3 separate regions of the Homo sapiens genome follow, and regions 1 and 3 are each linked to region 2. The links are chromatin loops, found by intact Hi-C in ENCODE. Cell type or tissue: dorsolateral prefrontal cortex. All regions are shown on one strand.

Evidence for each region. Hi-C counts contacts between places; a loop is a spot of excess contacts. Peaks named below come from ENCODE experiments on the same cell type or tissue, not always from the same donor. Only the 100,000 strongest peaks of a DNase experiment are listed, where the experiment ranks them.
Region 1: it touches region 2 in a loop (3-fold over the local background); 67 of 110 quality-filtered maps call a loop at or near these places.
Region 3: a loop joins it to region 2, with 8 times the contacts of the local background. A loop is called at or near these places in 92 of 110 quality-filtered maps.

What each region holds. Positions count from the first base shown.
Region 1 is chr2:134,410,685-134,413,184 of GRCh38, reverse strand. MGAT5 (alpha-1,6-mannosylglycoprotein 6-beta-N-acetylglucosaminyltransferase) reads right to left here. Exons shown (of 16, transcript NM_002410.5): 12 at 170-316. Among named protein-coding and RNA genes, the nearest start is that of MGAT5, 160 kb to the right of the region's middle. In dorsolateral prefrontal cortex, a CTCF peak has its summit at 993; DNase peaks (open chromatin) are centred at 394, 1,004 and 1,536; H3K4me3 peaks cover 2,048 bases; H3K27ac peaks cover 2,500 bases.
Region 2 is chr2:134,244,033-134,246,532 of GRCh38, reverse strand. It overlaps a transcript of MGAT5 not described here. Among named protein-coding and RNA genes, the nearest start is that of MGAT5, 8.8 kb to the left of the region's middle. RefSeq lists enhancers at 869-1,369, 1,370-1,870. In dorsolateral prefrontal cortex, CTCF peaks have their summits at 747 and 948 (motif pointing right); DNase peaks (open chromatin) are centred at 173 and 962; H3K4me3 peaks cover 154 bases; H3K27ac peaks cover 918 bases.
Region 3 is chr2:134,117,006-134,119,505 of GRCh38, reverse strand. No RefSeq gene overlaps it. Among named protein-coding and RNA genes, the nearest start is that of MIR3679, 8.9 kb to the left of the region's middle. In dorsolateral prefrontal cortex, CTCF peaks have their summits at 867 and 1,067 (motif pointing left); a DNase peak (open chromatin) is centred at 1,065; H3K4me3 peaks cover 346 bases; H3K27ac peaks cover 1,093 bases.

The sequences.
Region 1 (2,500 bases), 170 kb before region 2:
CCTGCCCCTAACTTGCAAGGTGATGTGATCAGGTCATTTGCCTCTCTGAGCCTCTATACCCTCACCCTCCCACCCAATCATGTTAGATGAAGTTAATACCTACATGAGCACTCAATAAATAGCTATTATTCATATTATTCAAAATGGAATAATTTTGATAGATGCTTACCTCTCTCAGAGTTGGCTTGCCAATGAAAAAGTCTGTGTTTTTGCTGCTTTTGGGTGGGTTGAACTTGGGATTCAGAAAAGCACATCCATTTGCGATAGCTTCCAGGGGAGCTGGGCCCTCGTAAGGGAACCCAAGTCCAACAAACAACTGTAAGACAGAAAACCACACAGCGTATGAACACATCAGGCAGGACCATCAGGCAGGACGGGCATTCCTAGCTTGCAGGCGGCGATTCTGTGGCCCATTCCCGTGTGGACACCTCACTTTGGAAGGCTCCCAGGCCCTGGGGGGTGGGGCAGAGAGAATTCAGCTTACACCAGGATCTGAAAAACTACGAACTTTTAAAGTCCCCACAAAGCTGCTCAACTCACTATGCTCTCCTCCACCAAGGAACTAAAAAATTAAGTGTCTAGGGGTATCCACGGGGTAGGGAGGATGGAGTATTAAAAGAAAAACAACCACCACCACCACCAAGACCCAACAATAATCCTTCTGTAACTCACCAGGAGACATGACTGGAAAAACACTTGCTTAACTACACAGAAGGTTTCTTCATTGAACCAAAGAAACAACAGGCCCTTTCAGGAATGCTGGGCGGAGGGACAGAAAGGTCACTTGGAGGTTTGATTGCAGTTCAAACGGAACTGCTTTAAAATGATGGTAGGTCAGTAAACACAGGTTTTCATAATGGGGTTTACACTGGGGACACCAACATCTTGGTGTTGATTTTCCCCTCAGAGGGGAGAGAGGGTGCTGTGTTGCTGAATCTGCAAGGCAGCTGCTTCCCTCTCCAGCAGGCAAACCATGTGCTTCCCCCAAGACAGACCATAGATGGCAGCAACAACTTGCTCTCAGTCCTCAGAGCAACCACAGCAGCTGGAAGCCACGATGACAAAGGGGACAAGCTGCAGTTCAGTGGTGCTGATTTCCTGGGTCCAAAAATGAAATAACTGCTCACAGAAATGCCTCGGCACGTACCATCACAGTGGGTGTACTTCACACTGCTGGAGCACTGCAGGTTGTTGATGGGCAGGGTCCAGGTCTGGGCTTGACGAAGCTGTGTCCTCTCTACCCACATAAAAGCCTGTTCTGTTTCAGCCCCCAGGGGCACATTAAGTGAGAAAAGATAACTGGGCCCCAGGGCGTCCTTACCTTCTGCCATCACAGAGCATCACCCAACCACAAGGCCAGGTGTTGAGAATGAAGGAGATGGCTCAACTAGATTTAGCTGCAAGCTTGGTTCTGTTTTTCCCTCGGTCTTTTCACAGCAATCCCCTCCTTCTCACCAGCTTTCCTCTCTTAGCAGCTGCTCTAATTGAATGATCGTTTAGAAAGGTTCAGCTGGAGGGTGCCAGGCCCAAGCTGCCGGGCTGCATGTGTCAGGCCAACCCTGAGCACAGCCCATGGGTGACATACTGGAGAACCAGGTAGCTCCTGAAGGAATTCTGGGGCACAGCACTAACATCTCAGGTTTTCTGGACCTATTTACTTTTGTTTTGAACAGAATAGGGTACTCAATCTTTTTGGTTTTTTGAAAGAATAAATTTTCGTTTCCTGAAAACTGCGTGATCACAATGCCAGAGATGTCCACAGGGCAGGGAGCTGGGAAGAAAAGAAGCTTTAGAGGCCAGCAGAGCCCCTAATGCTGGCTGGGTCATTTCCCCCTTGGGCAGCAGAACCACCAGAGATCACGGGTGGGGGTGATGGTGGTGAGGAAAACATGGTAGCCAGGAGCCTGGAAGCTGTAGGATAAAGGGAAAGCTCTACTACCATTAGGAAGCTCCTGCTCTGCATCTTACTCTTATTATACAGCTAACAGAAACGAGATTGTCAGAGAGAACTTCTAACTATAGGGTGTGGCCTGGACATGTGGCTCAGGGGTGGGGGAGATCTGACTGCTGCAGATGAAATGGAAGGAAACAGTGGGAATGTACTAGTCCCACGACATCCCAGCTTTATGGAATATGAAGAATCCAGGGTTGTTATCTACCAGACTTGTGATCTCTGATTTGCCCTCTCCTATCAGACTTTGGAGAGGATGTGCCGGCTCTCCAGTGGAAAACAAATGACCTCTGTCAGGCCGTGGTTGGGCATAAGATAGCACAGGGAGTCCAGATCTTTCTGACTGAGGAGAAAAGTGCCAGAAGACGCAGATCAGGATTTCTGCAGGTTTAGTCAGAGAACCCACAGTGCCTCCTGACCTCTGAAAATCAGGGCCTGCCATGAAGTGTGGATACCTTCATCAACTCTAAATTTCAAAGAACAGCTTTGGAGGAAATGCAAGCAGCACAATGTTTGTCTATTTAAATAGAAAATCTTGGGAAAAATTTA
Region 2 (2,500 bases):
ATGGAACGGGGACGGTGGTGGGGGGCAGTCTTCATCTAAATACAGTTGGTGTTAAAAGGAGAAGCAGAGGAGGAGAAGGGACAGGCAAAGCAGCTTTCTCTTCTAAAATAAATCCAAATTCCTGGGAAGAAGCTCTGAGGTCATTCACTCCCCCAGATGGCCCAGTGCCACCAACCTGATAGAGCCCACTCAGCAGGTGCCCAAAAGCTCAACTGTGAATCCCTGACAGCTGTGATGCCACCAACTCTCTTCTAGCTCTAGGAAGCAAAGGAGCTCAGGAGCAGGCAGGGTGCTGCCCAAGAAATAGGTATGAACAGAGACCTTTCACTTTCAGGACCTGGGTCCTTTTTTTTTTTTTTTTTTTTATAAACAGGAAAAACACATTCTAAATGAAAACAGTCTGTTCCCTTTGGAAGTGGCTAAACTAGTCTTATTTTAATTAACTAGCTGAAATACACCTGCTAAAAACAACACACCTTTGCTATCTTGGGAATACTCTTTGAATATCTGGGTTTTAAACAGCCCATCCCCTCTTACATTTGAAGTGATCAAAGCAAGACAGTCCTGTACCCAGAGTTTTAATTCATTACACTACACTTGCATTTTTCCTGTGGGCAGAGAAAGGAAAACCTCCAATGCCACCCACCTGAAGTGCATATTTGTCTTGCAGTTATACCATCCACTCAGTGGAGTTCAGGGCTCCATATCTGGCATCAATAGCAAAATAAATTTCCAAACACTGTAACAGGGCTGGTGAATCTGGGTCCAGAACATGCACTCTTCTTCCTGCCCTCTCTATTCCCAGGTTCTGCCACACCTACCCCAGCTGTTCTCTGACATTCACAGGTATAAAGAAGACAGATGGAAAGGAGATGGGGGTAGTCTTCACCTAAATACAGTTGGTGTTAAAAGGAGAAGCAGAGGAGGAAGGGACAGGCAAAGCAGCTTTAGAGGCAAAACAGGCCACTAGAGGGCGTGGGTGGGGTAAGAGAAAACCAACATTTGATGATTTTATCCTGACTTAGTCTCTTGGATGTGCACATTACTGGCAGGTGGACAAAAGGGAAAGAGGACAAGAGTGAGAAGGAAGCTGTGGTTGCTGGAGCAGATAAGATCTTCACATGTTCTATGAGTTTCATTCACTAGGCCCATACGATATTCACAGTTGAGAGAATTTCCTAACAACAAAAAAAGGCAACAGCGGTAACTCCAAGAATTCTGAGGGGCTGGGCGCTGTGGCTCACGCCTGTAATCCGCACTTTGGGAGGCCGAGGGGGCGGATCACGAGGTTGGGAGGTCGAGACCATCCTGGCTAACACGGTGAAACCCCGTCTCTCCTAAAAATACAAAAAATTAGCCGGGCGTGGTGGCAGGCGCCTGCAGTCCCAGCTACTCGGGAGGCTGAGGCAGGAGAATGGCGTGAACCCGGGAGACGGAGCTTGCAGTGAGCCGAGATCGCGCCACTGCACTCCAGCCTAGGCGACAGAGCAAGACGCTGCCTCAAAAATAATAATAATTCTGAAAACAACTACTAAACCAAAACAAAGCACGGGTCCCTGAAAAATGAAATAAATCACTTTAATCCAATGTTTCTCAATCTTTGCACAACTGACATATGGGTCTGAATAATTTTTTTGTTGTGGGAAGCTATTAGAGGTTTAACAGCATTGCTGGCCTCTAGCCACTAGATGCCATTAGAGCCCTCCAATAACCCTCTATAACTAGAGGGTTGTGACAATCGAAAAATGTCTCTCAACACTGCCAAAACTGCCTCGGTTGAGAGGGACTGCCTTACCAATCAACAGGATCTTACTCACCCACTGGAAGATGCTCAGACAGGTTCTGCCCATGTAACTAGAATGCAGAGTGAGAGAGAAGCAGACCAAGGTGAACCTGGGAGTCCATCACCACCCCTCAAGACCAGCAGGCTCAGAAGCCTGTGCTGAGGCTGTGGAAGGCCTCAGAGTGAAGGAAGGTGGCCGACTGCTGATGCTGTCTCAAGGTGACTGATAAATGAGTCTCATTTTCTCCACATCTCTCAGTGCTGTCTGGGCACTGACTGAGAATCTCATTCCTAGGCTAGCTGTGCCCAATTTACTAATGAGTATTAAGGCACTGGGCCTCTGCTCCAAAGACCTGGTCCATAAATCAATGAGCACAGGGAAGAAGGCTTTGAGCAAGACCAAATCTGGATGATGCTTCATCAGACAGCCATTAAAAAAAAAAACAAAAAACGCTAGGATTGTCACCTGGCATCCGGCCCAGGAAACCATGAACAGGCTTTAAGATAGGTTGATAATGACTCTCTAAGAAGAAAGAAAGAATCATCTGTGAAAAGATCACACAGCATGTCAATTTGTCAGGTAGGTCTCCTTAATGTTGAATGAAAATACTCAAAAGATTTGCTTCCACTCTCAAAGGACAGTAAAGCCACAAAGAAATTTTATAATAAGTGTAAAATGCACCTTTTCTCTGAGGATCAGACTTCTGGCAACACTCT
Region 3 (2,500 bases), 130 kb after region 2:
GCCATTTGGTTTTTGTGACCTTGGGCAAGCCACTTAACCATTTGAATTCATCTTTATGAGCATAACAAATGCTGCTTCATGAGGTTATTGTGAAGATGATATGAAATATATGTGAAATACTTAGGGATATGTGGCACTTATAAATGAAATCCATTCTTTCTTCTCTGCCCTGCTCCCACTCCCGGATTTTAGGAACACTCTGGACGAGCTAGCTGAAAACTGCACTGTTGTAAATTCACAAATAAAACACATCCCGTGCCCTGAAGGCACCACAAAGAACATTGACTGACATGAGAGATTAAATCCAACCAAGCCCCAGGAGAGAGAATGCCATACATTTACATCGATAAGCATTATAGTTTCTTGTTAAGTAGTATCTGGAATGGAGGAAGAGTGGGCTATTGAGCTAGTGGTAGAATCCACAAGACCATAACCCCAGCAATTTCCAGACCCCATAACCAGTCACTACATCCAGACCTCATAAGGATTCATGTTCAGTTTCCCCTCATCTGCCCTGCAGGACTTCACCCCTACTTCGTTGTCCTCTCTGGGGTCTTATTTCTTGGACTTAGCTCGCCCCCACCCTACTACGCACCCTCCCCACCAGAGGCATTTACAAACGAGGATCATGGAATTTTTAGACCCTAGGAATGATTCAGTCCCTTTCCTTCATTTTGTAAGTGAGCTCATAGCTGGTTGAGGTCTCCTGACCCCAGGACCTTTTAATAGGGCATATCCATAGCCTCTCCTGCACTGAGCAAGCTCTGGGCTTTGGGCACCTTATGTCAATCCTGTCTTCAAGTTTAGCTGGAGGAAATGGCTCTAGCACTTCCTGACCAGATAAGCCCCAAATTATCAGCCACTTGGCTCCTCAGCTGTTAGAAACTGTCGAGTCAAGATACTCAAAAACCACAGGGAAATCTGCAAGGCCAGGATGACTAAGAAAAGACCTTTTGGTGAAATCCCAGTAATGTTCTGAGGCACGTATTTCCCTCAGTCCCTTGAGAGAAAATAGTATCTTTAGCTCTCCCCAAGCACCAGGAGGGAAATAGAAGAATGGTGACATCTGGTGGCCGGGACTTGCTGTACTGGATACAGATCATGTAGATTCTAATCATAATAGATTGGATTTGAAGTCAAGTTCCCACGGGTGGTTAATAATGATACCACCTGGTTGCCTAGAGATTTCTGAAAGGCATCAATCATTTCAACTTTATGAACCCACTGCTATAGAGGATATTACAGATGGTTTTTGTTTCAGGATATTTTTTATAAAAAGTATATGTGTATATAGAGAAATTAAGTAAATTCGTTTGTATACACAAATATACATTTTCCATATTTGTATTACATAGTCTATTTATTTATATAAATCATATACTTGCCATGCGTTTAAGAAAAAGTAATACTATCTAAGTTGTTTTCCCCACAGTTAAGATTACAATTTTTATTATTAATTGCTAAAGGATACTGTTTATGGACATAAGGATGCTTATTAGGATGCAGCTGTATATTTCATCACATCCTCTCAAGAGACCGTTCATTACAAGCTTAGGAAGAAAATAACATAGCAGGATTTCAATAGTGAAAGCCCTGGCAGCTGATGGCCAAGGTCGTGCATTCCTGGTGAACAGAGATTCATTTTTAGCATTTTCACCACTTGCAAACAATGGGTGTCAGGTTAGAAAAAGAAAGATATTTAGGACTATTTCACAACAATGCAACAGTGTTTGTTGGTATTGCTAAGTCTACTCTAACTGTATTGCTTCATTTCTTTTCATTTGTCTGTCACATATATAGTACTTTAAATAATTGCTCAATTATAAGCATAGTAAACACAGCTTTTTACATATAATCAAGTATAGTCAGCCCTCCATATCTGCGGATTTCGATCTGTGATTGATTGAATCTGAGGATTTAGGATCCTCCAAATCCATGCTTACAGAGGGCCAACTATATATTGTTTCTCAGCATCTCTTACTAAGCTGTATGTGAATTACATTTTAACAATTCATGGAGTAGATTTTACTATACGTATTTCATAGAAAAAGAAGCCAAGACTTAGTAAAGGTAAGTAATATACTTACAGATAGGCACTGTTGATAAGGATCACAGCCAGGATTGAATCCAAAGTTTGCCTGACTCCAAAGCCCAGAACCTTTCTATTACACCATGCTTCTCACCCCAGATAACCAGGAAGAAAGGAAGATCCATGCAGAAAGTACTGTGAATAATACAGTAAATATTAAAGGGGATATTTAAGGTACCCTACATAGACCAGGTTTCTTGACCTATTCAAATTGCATGAAAATTATAGCAACAAAATAACAATTATGTATGTAAACCTTATAAAGCTGAGACCCATGTGGTTCAGTCTTGGAACTGGTGTCTGTGAAATAAACAAATGAAATTGTTTTTCTGCCCTGGACCTGAGCTCTAATGGCTTGAGGAATTATCCACTATGTAATCTTGGTACAAGGTAAAACCTCTGATGGTAAAG